2 separate regions of the Homo sapiens genome follow, and region 2 is linked to region 1. Evidence: read pairs that join two places in POLR2A ChIA-PET (ENCODE). Cell type or tissue: MCF 10A. All regions are shown on one strand.

What was found. Peaks named below come from ENCODE experiments on the same cell type or tissue, not always from the same donor. Only the 100,000 strongest peaks of a DNase experiment are listed, where the experiment ranks them.
Region 2: POLR2A ChIA-PET joins it to region 1 with 15 read pairs; 14 of 35 experiments call an interaction of 5 or more read pairs at or near these places.

The regions. Positions count from the first base shown.
Region 1 is chr1:223,769,060-223,777,059 of GRCh38, reverse strand. CAPN2 (calpain 2) reads right to left here. Exons shown (of 21, transcript NM_001748.5): 17 at 7,151-7,219; 18 at 6,535-6,613; 19 at 5,135-5,251; 20 at 4,821-4,879; 21 at 1,042-2,226. The coding sequence ends at 2,203. It overlaps LOC105373041 (a long non-coding RNA gene), which reads left to right and starts at 2,226. Exons shown (of 2, transcript XR_949167.3): 1 at 2,226-2,792; 2 at 3,974-4,349. RefSeq lists an enhancer at 4,160-4,815. In MCF 10A, no CTCF peak of the experiment used is centred here; DNase peaks (open chromatin) are centred at 859, 4,809 and 5,099.
Region 2 is chr1:223,694,555-223,702,554 of GRCh38, reverse strand. The region is part of intron 1 of LOC105373281 (a long non-coding RNA gene); the gene reads left to right. It also overlaps a transcript of CAPN2 not described here. Among named protein-coding and RNA genes, the nearest start is that of CAPN2, 14 kb to the left of the region's middle. RefSeq lists an enhancer at 623-1,469. In MCF 10A, CTCF peaks have their summits at 4,168 (motif pointing left) and 5,957 (motif pointing right); DNase peaks (open chromatin) are centred at 1,104, 1,444, 1,764 and 4,154.

The sequences.
Region 1 (8,000 bases):
AATTCAGAGCAGAGACCCAGGAGGGAAGAAGTAGTGAGGGTTGGTGGCGGCGGGGGGGCGGGGGGTGGTGAGTTCGTACAGGCTCAGAAAGTTGAGCTTTACTTTGCTTATCATCTATTTGCGTATCTATCTATTTTTGCCCGCTGTAAAACAGGCATTAGCAAACGTTACACTAGATGGGAAAACTCAGGATGCTTGGTAATCTCTATTCCCTTTTCTTGTTCAGTCTTTTCTAAATTTGCTCTGATAAGCATATACCTTATTTATTTAATGTTATCTCAGAGACTAGGTCAGTCCCACAGATGAAAGTGCACCAGGAGATGCAGGGCCGTCAGCACAGTAGTCCAGGTTTGGAATGGCCTCTGCGGATGGGAGGGGCCTCCTTCCTGCTCCACTGTGTACCTCGTCTCTGGAGACCACTCTCTTCCTCAGAATCGAAAGCTGATCCCTCCTGCCTTTCACTCCCACCCCCTCCCAGCCTGGACCCTGGGGTCCTGTGTTGCAACCACTTCAGTCCCCACTGTCCATTCCCTTGTCCCCTGATCCTTCAGCTACCCTTCCCTTGCCCACCTCCAATCTTGAGTCAGTCCAAACATCTCCCACATCTTTCCTGCCACCTGTGCAGCTGGACAGAGAAATCACCGATGCGAGGAGGTTGGGACTCCTGCACTCTCATGGCCACCAGCCTCCCCTTTGCCCTCAAAATCCACTCAGCAAGCAAGAGAACTTCAACTCATTTGAGCCGAGTTTGGGAAATCCATTGTCTCACCTTGTTCAGGAAATATTAGGATGGCATTTGCCTATCATCTCAAGTCATCTTGAGGAAATGATTCATCAAGAACCACAAGCACCAGACCAGTGACTTCATCTGCATGTTTTCTCAGCTCCCTTGCTTGTACCTACCCCAGGAGGAGCTGGCCAAGGTCGAGCAGGGAACTTCCTGAGAGGCACATACGTCTCTGTGCTGCCTAACAGCAGATCAGCAAGCAGTAGAAATTAGAGCTTCCCTTATGTTATGGTCAGATTATCAAAGTTTCTGAATTGGATTTTAAAAAATTTTATAGTTCCACATTTTAATTATAGGCAAGGTGTCTTTTCCTTTGAATACATGAATTTACAGAGGCAGCATACCTTGTTAAAGTAGAAACAAGCTATAATTGTGTGCTCATAAACCGTCCTGTGGGGCTGCCCTCCAGGAAGGAAAACATGGCATGGTGTGATTGCATGGGGTAACCCTTTATTTTTATTTAACAGTACATTTGGAAGAAGATAAGGCAACAAGGCAAAATTTCTATAATGTTGCTAGCATTTTCCCAAGGTAAAGCCAGGAAACAAACTTGTGTCCTTTCTATAAGAACTTCTAAGTGATGTCCCCTCTAACTCCATGGACAGACACTAGTGGTGGTGAAGTTCATAAAGTTTTGAGGTGGCAAACAGCTTATTTTGTCCTTTATCATAATTGGTTTACAAATTGGATGCCTGGTTTTGGCATACTGGTTCAGTTGATCAAGCGCAGGATCCCTTTGGTCTTTGTAAGACCAGATGTATAAGGCCGAATAGGGTCAAGAACTTGATTGTAAGGAGAACGATTTACTATTACCAATCAATATTCTACAAAACCTGTCTCTTGTTTAACCCAAGCGACAGAGGTGAGTCTTCTCTCCTGGACTCTCCAGATGCCTTGACAAGATTACTTCATGATATACCATGTTTCCCAGTTGGCTCATGGGAAATGGTAATCTTGGACTGTTGTTTGGTAGAATCAACAGCTGCATTTTAAACTTGAAGTTGCTTTAAATATTCCCTGCCAAGGGCCTCGTGTCCTTTGAGAGCGACTCAATGTTTTTGCTCAGCTGTTAAATACCTCCCTGCATTTTTTTTTCCTGATTTAATATTGCTATGAACAGGAAAGTGTGTAAAAGTAAAAAGTGTATACTATTTACAGATTTAAAGCTTTCTTTGACCTTGTCAAGGGTTAAGCGACTCATTTGCATTTAGTATAATGATATGCAAATCTTTTACTTTGATGTGTGAAACTTCTGCTATCTCAAATTGACAGTATCATTATTTTCAGCTATGATCATCCGTTTAAGTAAATGTTCCCATAATTTTGAGGTCCAGATACAAAGTGTATTTCTATGGAAGCTTAGTCCTTGGCTGATTTTCCATCATGAGAAGTCTTCAGGCAGATTAGTTATAACTTCAAAGTACTGAGAAACAGAGCCACTGTGAGGAAGGAAAAAAAAAAGTCAGCTCAGTGACCACTTTTAAAATTAAAGGCTATTTAAGTACCTGTAGATTGTTCCAAAAAACTTGTACTGGAAAAGCTGATTGAGGGCTACAATATCAGTGCACTAACTCATATTTTTCTTACCTGATTTCTAGAGTCTAGCTTTTAACAGGTCAGTAGTCTGTGTGATTTGCATTAAGTGGCCATGAATCATATTACAGGGTTGATTGCACACATGAAAAGTGAAATTCACACAACAGAAATTAGCATTTTCACATCTCTGCCTCAGAGTATCACATCAGAAGTTAGTTTGGGATGTGGATATCCCTGCAACCAATGGTGTTCAGCATTGGTTCTAAGTTGTAGTGATACGGAAACTTTAAATCAGATTGATTCAACTGGTCTGGGATACAGACAGGACACCAGCACTTTGGCAAAGCTCCCCATGTGATGGAATCTGCAGCCAAGGTTGAAATCCCTGCAGACTGAACGGAGAGCTTCTGAACATGGCTCATCCTTGCAAAGACTACGAGAAGCGAGGATCTCCAGGAACCTGCAAAAGGTAAGGCTTAGGAGTGGCAGGAAAAGCCAGTGGGTAAGAAGATGCTTCTCGGAGGAGATGCGGAGGGAGTGGACTGAGCAGGCAGGCCAGGTGGACCCTGGAGTGGGGGTGGGTGGCTGGGGTAGAATAGGATATCCAGCAAGAATGACAGGCTAGGATTTCCAGAACTTAACATGTGGCATGTTTCGTGTCACAGTTGTGTTGACTCTACTATTTATTTCATTTTAAATTTTTTGAGACAGGGCCTTGCTCTGTCACCCAAGATGGAATGTAGTGGGGAGATCATGGCTCACTGCGGCCTTGACTTCTGGGCTCAGGTGTTCCTCCCACCTTAGCCTCCTGGGTAGCTGGGTCTACAGGCACGCACCACCATGCCTGGCTCATTTTTTTATTTTTTATTTATTTTTTTCTGAGACAGGGTTTTGCTCTTGTTGCCTAGGCTGGAGTGCAGTGGCACCATCTCAGTTCACTGCAACCTCTACCTCCTAGGTTCATGTGATTCTCCTGCCTCAGCCTCCAGAGTAACGTATTTACAGGCACCTGCCACCACGCCCAGCTAATTTTTTTTTTAGATGCAGTTTTGCTCTTGTTGCCCAGGCTGGATGGAGTACAATGGTGCAATCTCAGCTCGCCGCAACCTCCGCCTCCCGGGTTCAAGCAATCCTTTCGCTTCAGCCTCCCGAGTAGCTGGGATTAACAGGCATGTGTCACCACGCCTGGCTAATTTTGTATTTTTAGTAGAGATGGGGTTTCTCCATGTTACTCAGGCTGGTCTCGAACTCCCAACCTCAGGTGATTCGCCCGCCTTGGCCTCCCAAAGTGCTAGGATTATAGATGTGAGCCACCGCGCCCAGCCCTAATTTTTGTATTTTCAGTAGAGACGCGGTTTCACCATGTTGGCCAGGCTGGTCTTGAGCTCCTGACCTCAGGTGATCCACCTGCCTTGGCCTCCCAAAGTGATGGGATTACAGGCATGAACCACTGCGGCCAGCCTAATTTTTTATTTTTTTAGAGATGGGGTTGACTCTACATTGCAATCTAGGGGTAGAGATATTTCCTAGGATATGTAAAGTTTTAAGCAAGTTAGTGTTATTTGTAACCAGATAGACTATATTTTCACTTTGCTAATACAATGCATAATAGCAGAATGAGACAGTTATTTAGTTGCTGCCTTCCTCCAGAGTTCAAAATCCATGGAAAAGAGCTGCCAGTGCCTTAGACCTGCCCTCCTCACCACTTCACTCCTCTGTTACACGGACAGGACTGACAACTGCCATTCTCACCCAGTGTCAGCCACTTCGCCCGGCCCTCTGTGGCCTTCCCTGAGTATAGAGGAAATGCTGACTGGAGCCAGGTGATAATGGAAGTATACCCCACCTGGCTTCTTTCTTTCAGTGAGAGAACTTCCTGTCATTGGGATGACACGAGAACATTTTACGCTTTGCTTTTTGTGAAATTAGCATACCCACTTAATTCAGATTGATGATCATTTCAGAGATGTGTATTGCTAGGGTTCCAGACACATGAGTGCAATAACAATAATAAATGGCAAACGTATTTACTAGTATTGGTTTTATCTTAAACGGGGAGGGAGTAGAGAAAACTAATTTGCTTAAAGTATTTTAAGTAGATCCACTCTAAGAATGATGGATCTTCCCAAAACCCAACTTGAATTTCAGCTGAAGGATTTCTTTATATAAACATGTTCTCCCTTGCATGCTAATCAGGAGTTCATTTTTCTAAGCATGATCCTGCAGCCACTCCTTAGTTTAACCTTGAGCTACACTCAAGTCAAAGCTCATGAGAAGAGGGAGCCAGGCGTGCATTTTGGACTTGAGAATAGGTGGTTGGAAAACAACTGCAAGTAAAAGTGCATTGTGGGATCTTACAACCGGTTACAGGCCTGGCCCCGACAGACCAAGAGCTCTTTAAAGCAAAACTTGAAAAAGCAGATCACTCAAGTAACAGCCCTTTCCGCCCCATGCCTCCCCCATCCCCTTAGAAGCAAGGCGGGGCCTGCTGACTCACAGAGATAAGGTCGAGCTCTATTGTTCCAGTATTCTCGGGATCCAGCTGCTTAAATATCTCTGTGGAGGGAGAAAAAGAGGGTGTCACAAGTGAGTGAGCTGAAACAGATCACATTATCCTCTTTTCAGTTCAGCAACTGACTTCACTGACCACCATACATGCTTTCTTCCTCACCCTCAAATTAGTAAAGAGGGAATTTCATTCTCAACTCCTGGAAGACATGTCTCTAGTTTAGATGATTTCACCGAGGTGAAAGGCAGGCCACTTTAATACCAAGAGAACTGAAATGAGTCATTCCCCAAATATCCACTTACTGAATAGCGTTTCCAGCCGAACCAAACACCGAACAAAATTATCAAAATCGATGATGAGCTGGTCATCTGCAAACCGAGCAACGATGACTTGGTGGAGTTGACAGGGCATCTTGAAACCTGAAGTTACATGAACAAACAAACTCATTGCTAAGCATTAGATTGTTCCATTTAGCTGCGCTCACAGGCTATGAAACTAATGTGGTGATTTAAATGAGGTATAATTGCTTTTGTCCCTTGGCTGCTCTTCTGTGAGACTGGTTTGATTTTGCAAAGCCAGTACCTTCTGCTGTTTCTTTTGTTTTTGAACTGTCCACCTTCACCCTGCCTGTGTCCTTTGCTGACACATAAGTGTTTTCTTGCCTGTTTCTGTTCTCATGGTCACAGTTGCTTCATGTTGTTAACCATGCTGCTGCTGTTTGATTTTTTGTTTAGCTCTCAATCGTCTTGAAGATCAGATTCTTCCTGGATATATGTGAGCAGAAGCTTTCCTGGTAAACTCATAGTAGTTCTCTCTCCTTCCAGAGTAAAATAATTTTTATTGAGCCTATGGCCACCTAGCATCAAGACTGCATGTCCCAGCTTCCTTGCAGTCAACAGAGGCCTTGTGATCAGAGTCTGGCTGGTGGGATGTGTGACCGGAAATGGCCTGTGTGCCCTTAAAGGCAAGGGGCCCTTCTTCTGTCAACCTGTTGGTGGCATGTGTTTGTGGTGGCAGGCTGTCCCAGGTCCCTTGGATGAGGGTGACCCTTGAAGGTCCGGTGGGCATCATGGATGGGGGGAGGCTGGGGGAAGCGTGATCAGATAGTGACATGGTAGGATAGTAGGAGGCACCGTCCTAGCCGTGGACTGCTGGAGCTGGGATTGCTATACGACAGAAAGACATACCTCGTATAAACCAATGTTGTGTGGGGTCTCTGCAGCAGCATTATATTCCAGCAAATAGAATGAACAGCCTCATGCTGACACATTTGTTCCCAAAGCCCAGCAGTCTCCTGCTTTGCTGGTCTACCACTCGCTTGTGTCCTTTTATTGATATCCAATTCTGCTAGGGTCTTACCCTAAGGGCTGAGCTGAGACATTTGATTTCTGCCTAACCAACCCTGCACCAGAAAGGAAGCACCTGGAGGAGGCTGTTGAGACCTGGCTTTGCCTGCTTACTGTGCCAGGCGGCTCCAAAGGAAACTTGGATTCAAGAAGGCACAGAGGGCAGAGCATCCTACTGCATTTAATTTTACCAATTAGTCTTTGAAAGGGGAATGAAAAGGAGGTGTCTGTATTAAACCAGCACCTACTTTATTTTATAGCTTTACCAAATCTTGTGTTATATGGTATAAGATGAGTGTTCACATATTCTACAGACAGATTAAACTAGGAACGAAAATGCAGTTATAAAGGGTTACCTGCTTCTTCTAATGCCTTCCGCATTTCATAGGAATTCATGGTACCAGACCTGTCAACGTCGATTTCTCGGTAAATTTTCTGGAACACATAAGTTAGCTGTAAGAACTATGACCCAAAGCAAAGCTGGCAAGTTACCTCCCTAGTATGTGCTGAGTGGGGATGAAGTTTTTCCAGCTCTGTGCCTCTAGTTTGGCCGTGGAAGAATCACTTATGTTTCTGCCTTAAATAACTAATAGTATTTTGCTTCTGTCTGTGAGCTGGTTTGTAAATATGCCCATCAAATCAGCCAGCCAACGCCCATAGGTCCATGTTCTTGTCTTATATAATTTTTGTACTTTAGCTGTCAAAAACCCTTTTCAGGAAACCCTTGATGGTGGCCTTTAGATGATCCCAATAATCAGGAGGAAGGGAATAGGCCATTTCACCTGCGAAGTCCTGGTTGGTTTTTTGTTTGCATTTCCTCAGCCCCATCTTTACTCACTCTGAGCTTCATTATGGGTAAAATCCCAATCCCCTTGGAAATGTTTCTCCACTCTGTGCAGGAGTTGCTGCATCTTAAAGCATATGAACAGAATGTTTCCCAACACAGATCCACCCGCATCTCTGGGATCTTACTTGGTATTTTTGAATCTTCGTCCAGAGAATGTAGAACTCCTTCAGCCCCAGCTTGCCACTCCCGTCCGACTGCCTTCAGTCAAGGAAAGCCCTTGAGTGTGGGTCCATTTGCACATAGTGTCACCTAGTTTGTCTTCTCAACTGGATCTTTTGAATATCATAGCATATACACAAGGAGGGTTTGCAGAAGGATCCTTTTCCTGCTTTTCCCACTGGCTAAACCTCCATTTAAAGGATTGGAGGAAGGGCGAGAAAGACCTGCTGGCTCCCTGCCGAATCTGGTTGCTGTTTTGATCTAGGGGTGCTGTGGAGGCCCCAGATACTACTAAAAATGAGGTATTGGATGACATGCAGAGGGCTTTGGATGGCTTCTAGTGGCTAGGCCCTTGCTGTTTTTTTTAAAGTATGTGGAGTATATCTAAGAGGCCTTTGGTGAAGGGAGCTAGCAGGTGTACACCATGAATCCACTAGATAAAACTTCACAGAAGTGGCCAGGCATGGTGGCTCACACCTCTAATCCCAGCACTTTGGGAGGCCAAGGTGGGCAGATCACCTGTGGTCAGGAATTCGACACCAGCCTGGCCAACACGGTGAAACCCTGTCTCTACTAAAAATAGAAAAATCAGCTGGGCATGGTGGCGCGCACCTGTAGTCCTAGCTACTAGGGAGGCTGGAGGGGGGAGAATCACCTGAACCTGGGAGGCGGAGGTTCGAGTGAGCTGAGATCATGCCACTGCCCTCCAGCCTGGGTGACACAGTGAGACCCCGTCTCAAAAAACCAACCAACCAACTAAACAAACAAACAGAAAAAACTTCACAGAAGCTTAGGCTGCCCCTTACCACCACTTCT
Region 2 (8,000 bases), 75 kb after region 1:
TCAGGGACAGCTAGTGGAAGTTTGATGGTGTCCAAATAATTCTCCATATAATGTAGTTTATTTTCCTTCCTTTGTTTCTTCCCATCTTTTTCTTTCTTTTCCTTTCCTTTTCTTTTTTTTTGTTTTTTTAGACAGGGTCTCACTCTGTCAACCAGGCTGGAGTGCAGTGGTGCGATCTCAGCTTACCGCAACCTCTACCTTCCAGGCTCAAGCAATTCTCCTGCCTTAGCCTCCCTAGTAGCTGGGATTACAGGTGTGCACCATTACGGCCCAGCTAATTTTTGTATTTTTAGTAGAGACAGGGTTTTACCATGTTAGCCAGGCTGGTCTTGAACTCCTGACCTCAAATCATCCACCCACCTCGGCCTCCCAAAGTGCTGGGATTACAGGCGTGAGCCACGGCGCCCAGCCTCCTTCTTTCCTTCCTTCCTTCCTTCCTTCCTTCCTTCTTTCCTTCTTTCCTCCCTCCCTCCCTCCCTCCCTCCCTCCCTTCCTTCCTTCCTTCTTCCCTCCCTCCCTCCCTTCCTTCCCTCTCTTTTTTTTTTTTTTTTTTTGAGACGGAGTCTGTTGCCCAGAATGGAGTGCAGTGACACGATCTCAGCTCACTGCAACCTCCACCTCCTGGGTTCAAGTGATTCTCCTGTCTCTACCTCCTGAGTAGCTGGGATTACAGGTGTGCACCACCACACCTGGCTAATTTTTGTATTTTTAGTATTGACTCACCATGTTGGCCAGGCTGGTCTTGAACTCCTGACCTCAGGTGATCTGTCTGCCTCGGCCTCCCAAAGTGTTGGGATTACAGGCGTGAACCACTGCACCTGGCCTTCTTTCTTTCTTTAAAAATATTTTTTTCTTTGCTTTTTTTTTGTTTTCTCCACATAGTCGAACATCCTGGAAATTCGTTCCTTTGCGTTAGTCTCTGAGGATGGGCCAGTTAGCTACAGAGCCATCAGAGTCTGAGTGTCTGGCACCTGAGCTCCTCCTTGGCCCACAGAAAGGCTCTGCCCACCAGCTCCCCAGAGAGAATATGGAAATGCTGCCTGGGACCAAATAAGGGAATATAATGAAAGGGGCCTCAGGGCTGAGGCTGTGTTTGAGTCACATTTTAGCAAAGCGGCCACATAGCTTCTGACTCAGAGCACAAAGATTCTTCAATTCTTCATGGCAAGAATGAGACTCACAAGAGCATAAGCTCAGAGGTGGAAAGGAGGGCAGAGCTGTCTCCTCCTGTCCAGTCTAACCAAGGCAGCTAAGAAGCTGAGGCCAGAGAAGGGAGGGTCCCGCAGCCCTAGAGAGGGCCGGAGCCAGCTGGGGCTTCCAGACTCTCGGGAGAGGTCCCATCCTGCTGCCCGCTCTGCAGGCTCTGCTCAGTCTGCTTGGATGCTGCGTGTGTCGGGAGGCCCTGTCACCCTGCCCCTGACCCGGCTATGCTGGGGAGACCTCAGCTTTCTGACTCATACTCAGAAGGGAGTGTCTTAGAGGAATTTCTTTCCACTCAAGCAGTCTATGGACTGATCAAAAGTGCAAGTCATGTCAAGACATAAGTGCTCTCTAACATGTATTCTGCAATGTGGACTTGAATATAAACTGAAAAGCACAATAGTGAATAATTAGAGCTGTCATCTTGGCACGTTTTATGTAACTTCTGTGAGAGCGCGTATCACCTGGTGATACAAATATTTAGTGTCCATTTCCCCGCTAGCCCATCCATTTCTGAATGAGACACCATGTCTTTCTTGTTCACCTTTGTGATCCTGGCATAGTGCCTGGCACCTGGTGGGTGCTTGGTAAAGGTTTGTTGAACGAAGGGTCATAGGCACAAAGCGTTCCCAGGGAAAACTTGTTGGCATCTTTGATGTCAGAATCATTGATTTAGGGTGAGGGAAATGCTCCCTGGGCCCTGTGTCATGCTAAAGGAGTCCCTGAATTGAGAACTTTGAGGAGCCCAGATTTACTATCCACTAGGATTGCTTCAAATGTCTGAGTTTAGGGTGGGGTGGAGTGTACCCTCCTTTACAAGAGAACCAGAAGATTCCTCCCCCAGGGTTTAATGCTTGAATTCCTCTAGGAGAAAGATAAGAATGTTGCAGAACAGAGCTGTGCAAGCATTTCTTGTTGCTCCCTCCTCCCTCTCTCTCTTTCTCTCTCTCTCTGGGGCTGACTGGTCTGTCCCTAAGTTGTGGGTGCTGGTGCTGGTGTGGAGGGGGGATGAAGGGCCCAGGACATCTCTATGGGGTCTACTTGGGACCAGACTGGCCATCAACACACAGCCCAGCCTCTCCACTTGATTGCCACTCCTGGGGGCATTTCGGTGGACTACAAAGTGCTAGAAACCATGAAGTCCCTGGACGCCCCCTTGGCGCCCTGAGCATTCTATGTAGGGATGGGGGTGGTTGAGTGTGTTCTGGGAGTAGGGTCCTGGGGGAGGGTGGTGGTAGTAATGTGAGATTGGTGTCAAAGAAAAGAAAAAATTATTCGGTGGCACTTGTTGAGGTATGATTAGGAAGGCTTTATTCAGGACTGTTGCAATAGGCATAGGGGCCACTGCAATGGGGTTTTGCGGGGTGGATAGAGATTGGGCTCAACTCGGAATATGGCACGGCCAGGTGGGAATGCATAGCCAAGAAGCAGAGTGGGGGTCAGTGACAGATAATTACTAAGAGTAAACGTAAAGAATAAGGGGGATTCTGGCTAAACCCCCTAACCGAGTCTTGCTGAAGACAGGACAGGGTCATTGGACATCACCTAGATGGTGGAGGATGAGGAGCACAGTTAGATATTGGGGATGATCAGATAGCAAGGTGTTGAGGGGTTCTAGCTAAACTGACTTAGCAGGGTCCTCGTTAAAACTGAATTTTTCAAGGAAGTGCACAGATGGGCCTAGGAAAGGATCAGGAGGCTCACTAAAGTTTGGTCAAGCAAAGAATCTTTGTCAAGGGCCAGAAGAGGCCAGAGGTGAGGCCGAGAGGTGGGGAGGGACTAGCTGCTATAGGACCTTGTAAGGGCAATTGGAGGGGTTGGAAGTGAAGGGTGAAAGAGGTGAGTGTGGTGGTCAGGCTGGTGGGGAAGGAGTAGGGCTCTAGGCAGCTCTGGTGGAGAGGCTCCTGAGCCCCATCACAGGTGTTCCAGGGTCCATGAGAACTTCTTCTGATAGCAGGACTGTAGGCCCATGGTCCTGCTTGCCCACTCTTCAGAAGCAGGCCCTGATGGAGAAGAACTTGGCTTTTTATTTTTTATTTTTAAGAGACAAGACCTTGCTCTGTCACCCAGGCTAGAGTACAGTGGCATGATCATAGCTCACTGCAGCCTCCGTTTCCTGGGCTCAAGTGATCCTCCCACCTCAGCCTCCTCAGTAGTTAGGACTACAGGCATTTACCACCATGCCAAGCTAATTTGTGTGTGTATATGTGTGTGTGTGTGTAGAGATGGGGTCTCGCTATATTGCCCAGGCTAGTCTGGAACTCCTGGCCTCCATAATTATCCTGCCTCAGCCTCCCAAGTGTGAGCTTGGCTTTATGAAGATACAATAATTTGGGGGCTTCTCCTAGTCTATTCCCACTCACGATTTTTATTTTTATTTTCACTTTTTATGTTTTTTGAGAAGGAGTCTCGCTCTGTCACCCAGGCTGGAGTGCAGTGGCATGATCTCAGCTCACTGCAACCTCTGCCTCCTGGATTCAAGCAATTCTCCTGTCTCAGCCTCCCGAGTAGTTGGGACTACAGATGCCTGCCATCACGCCCGGCTAATTTTGTATTTTTAGTAGAGACGGGGTTTCACCATAATGGCGATGCTGGTCTCGAACTCTTGACCTTAGGTGATCCACCCGCCTTGGCTTCCCAAAGTGCTGGGATTACAGGCGTTAGCCACCGCGCCCAACCCCCACTCACAATTAAACACAGCCTGCACATGTATTTCTGCACCAACAGGTTGACAGGCTCTCATTGGAGAGAAAATAACCCGCTCCATCCTTTTGTGCAACTGGAATGATTTGTGTGTCTTGGGAAGTTTTAAAGGTCACCAAGATTTCCTGAACAACAAAAATAAGCCTGTAGTAATAAAGTTATTACACCACAATCATGCTCTTCACTGTGAGCTATAGCGGGTGGTCCTGCCCAGGCAGGTGATGACGGTAAAATGGCGCCTCCTGGGGCCCGTTTGATGTTGTATTGGCTCCACCACGTGGCAAAAAGCAGTATTGTTATTTCAAAGCAAGAAAACCCCTAATTTAGCCATGGAAAAGGAAACCTCTATTTCAAAAGGCCTTTGATGCTTTTCAGCATAAACAAGTAAAACTGGCAAAATGTCTTGTTTTGGATCTCAGGCAGTCATGACTCCAGATCCCAAAGCCCTCTGGAGTCTGATACTGAGTTCCTCATGAACTGACCCATCTATTTATGTATCTATCTGTCTATCTATCATTATTTGTGACCACACATAACGTGCCAGGCATAATGCTGGGTACTGAGGCTTCAACCGTGAACAGGATACTGTACTGTCCTTACAGAGGACATAGACAATGGGCAACAGGCCATTGCAATTCACTGTGGTAAGCGCTATGGAGACAAATTACTGAGGATCCTCACCCAGATTTGGGGAGTCTTGGGTTATTTCACTTAGCATAATATCCTCATAATATCCTCAAGTTTCATCCATGTTGTGGCACGTGACAGGATTTCCTTTCTTCCTTCCTTCCTTTTTTTTTTTTTTTTGAGATGGAGTTTTGCTCTTGTTGCCCAGGCTGGAGTGCAAAGGTGCAATCTGGGCTCACCGCCACCTCCGCCTCCTGGTTTCAAGCAATTCTCCTGCCTCAGCCTCCTGAGTAGTTGGGATTACAGGCATGCACCACCACGCCTGGCTAATTTTGTATGTTTAGTAGAGATGGGGTTTCTCCATGTTGGTCAGGCTGGCCTTGAACTCCCAACCTCACGTGATCCACGTGCCTCGGCCTCCCAAGGTGCTGGGATTACAGGTGTGAGGCACTGTGCCCAACTGATTTCCTTCTTTTTAAGGTGGAATGATATTCTATTGTCTTGGATATACCACATACACTGAGAAAGTCTTTTTACATTTAATTTTTTTTTTTTATTTTTGAGATGGAGTCTCACTCTGTCACTCAGGCTGGAGTGCAGTGGCGCAATCTTGGCTCACTGCAACCTCTGCTTCTTAGGTTCAAGTGATTCTCCTGCCTCAGCCTCCTGCGTAGCTGGGATTACAGGTGCGTGCAAACACGGACGACTCTTCTTTTTTTTTTTTTTGTATTTTTAGTCGAGATGGGGTTTCACCATGTTGGCCAGGGTGGTCTCAAACTCCTGACCTCAAGTGATCCACCTGCCTCGGCCTCCCAAAGTGTTGGGATTACAGGCACAAGCCACCACGCATGGCCAGGAAGTCTTTTTTTTGAGACAGGGTCACTCTCTGTTACCCAAGCTGGAGTGCAGTGGTGTGATCATGGCTTACTGTGGCCTTGACCTCCTGGGCTCAAGTGATCCTCCCACCTCAGCCTCCTGAGTAGCTGGGACTACAGGTGTGCACCACCACATCTGGCTACTTTGTGTATTTTTCATAGAAACGGGGTTTCACCATGTTGCCCAGGCTGGTCTTGAACTCTTGAGCTTAAGTGATCCACCTGCCTTGGCCTCCCAAAGTGCTGGGATTACAGGTGTAAGCCACCGTGCCTGGCCCTAAGGGAGGAAGTCATCAACTGGGGCCTGAGAGCTGAGTTCAATTAGTGTAAGGGTGGATGGATAGACGGAGAGAGGATAGGAAGGGGAGAGGGCTCCAAAATGACTGAGTAATTGGCTGGGAACTGAGAGAAGTTTCGGTGGCTGTAGTGTGGACTGTCAGATGAGGATGGTGATGGGAGATGGGGCCAGAGAAGAGAGCAGGTGCCGGGACACACAGGGCTTGTGAGTTCCGCGAAGGAGTTTGCCCAGTGTCCAGCAGGGGGCAGTAGTGGTGGTCTCCCCACCTTGTTCCTATGGGCTGATTTGGGCTGTGGTTCTGGCTGCGTGGCCTCTGTGTGTCTGTTTCCTCAGCCAGATCTTCTCTGAGTGGACAGCACTTCGAGAAGACCTACGTGGGATGGTTGGATCCTGGAGAGGCCTACAAGTAGCCATCGATTCAGTCCAGACACTATTTGCTCTGGAATGTGCGGGACTGGCTCACATTGGCTCCTGAGAGGAGGGAGAAAATGTGCGCAGGGCAAGTTGGAGACGTTATTTCTCAGTTTGCAGTTGGTTGGATCATGTCAGCCCATCAGGATATTTTAGCCAGGATGGAAACGAGCCTTCTAGAGCATTTAGGATGGGGATTGCCACTTGGGGAATTAAAGGCAATAATGACAAAATGAGCTTATCAGAGGACCTAGTAGGATTCTCATTCCTGTGGCTGGGTACTGTTGACAGGAGGGCAGCTTCCTGGGCACTCGAAGGCAGGAGGAACTTGACTCTGAACACGGCTAACGTCCTGTATTGTACAGCTGTGGTCATGCTGTGAAATTCTTGTGTCTTCTAGTTATATTTAGAGGAATTATATCTTTTTACTGTGTCTGTTGGTATTTTTACATCAATCACAGTCCATCTTGTAACAATAAAATAATCTTTCAAAAATGTTTTCTGTTTAAATTAGCCTAAAACTCTCCCTTTCTCTCTCTTTCTCTTTTTGAGACACGGTCTCACTCTGTTACCCAGGCTGGAGTGCAGTGGCACGATCATAGCTTGATTATATCTCACTGCAGCCTTGACCTCCTAGGCTCAATGATCCTTCCACCTCAGACTCCTGAGGAGCTGGGACTACAAGCACACACCACCATGTCCAGCTAATTTTTTTTTGTAATTTTTTGTAGAGGCCAGGTTTTGCTATGTTGCCCAGACTGATGCTGAACCCCTGAGCTCAAGCAATCCACCTGCCTTGGCTTCCCAAAGTGCTGGAATTACATGTGTGAGCCACTGGGCCCGCCCCCTAAAACTATCTCTCATTTTTCAGCAAAAAATCTGATGAGTACTAATTCCCTTTTCTCCCAACTTCGTGTCTAAGATTTTGAACGTTGGGTGTTTAATGTCTAACGGTATTTTCCTTCATGAAAACATGCAGGAGAGGGAGCTGCAGCTGCAAACTAATGTTCTGAGGCCTCTTCTCCCTGTTCTCCTGCAAGAAGTCCGAGGTTCATAGCACTGTGACTAAGAACACATCTTAGATAGCAGGGCCTCCGGATAGAGAGTGCCAGGGGCCAGAGGAGACCAGGCTTCCCCTCCACAGGTATTAGTGTGTATGTGGGGGTGAGTCTGTTGTGGCTTGGGGCTGTCCCTGGCCATTCCACTGAGAAATGAGCCTCATGTGCTGGAGGGCCGCCTGCCACTCTGGTCCTTTCTGCCTATGATCCAAAGGGGAGGATGGTGCCTCGTTAGCCTCATCTCACTTGTTCCCTGTTAGTTGATCGGGAAGTGTGGCCAAACCAGTCTGCCTAAGACTACACACCCTGAACTGATATGATGGAGGTTGACACCAATCTTTTGGGGGGTCTTTTGGAGGATTTTTAAAAAAATAAACTTCAGCTTTATCAAAAATTATGGAAAAATTGCAAGACTAGTCCAAACCCCTCCTGCATATTTTTTACCCAGATTCACCAATTATTTACCTTTTGCTTCATTTTTGCTTTATTATTCTACCATCCATCCATCCATCCATCTACATACACACCATTATATGCATATACATAGCATTATATCCCCATTACATATGCATATATGTGCTGTGTGCCTGTGTGTGTATATTTTTTCTGAACCACTTGAGAATCAGTTGCAGACATTGTGCCCATTTACTCCTAAGTACTTCAGGGTGTATGAAAGTCAGAATATTTAACACTGGCATATTGCTATTATTTAATCTAATTGATATTCAAATATCATCAATTGTCCCAATAATATCTTTTATAACCTTCATAATTTTTTTCTCAGGTAAATGATCCAATACAGGATCATGAAATGCCTTTAGTCATTAT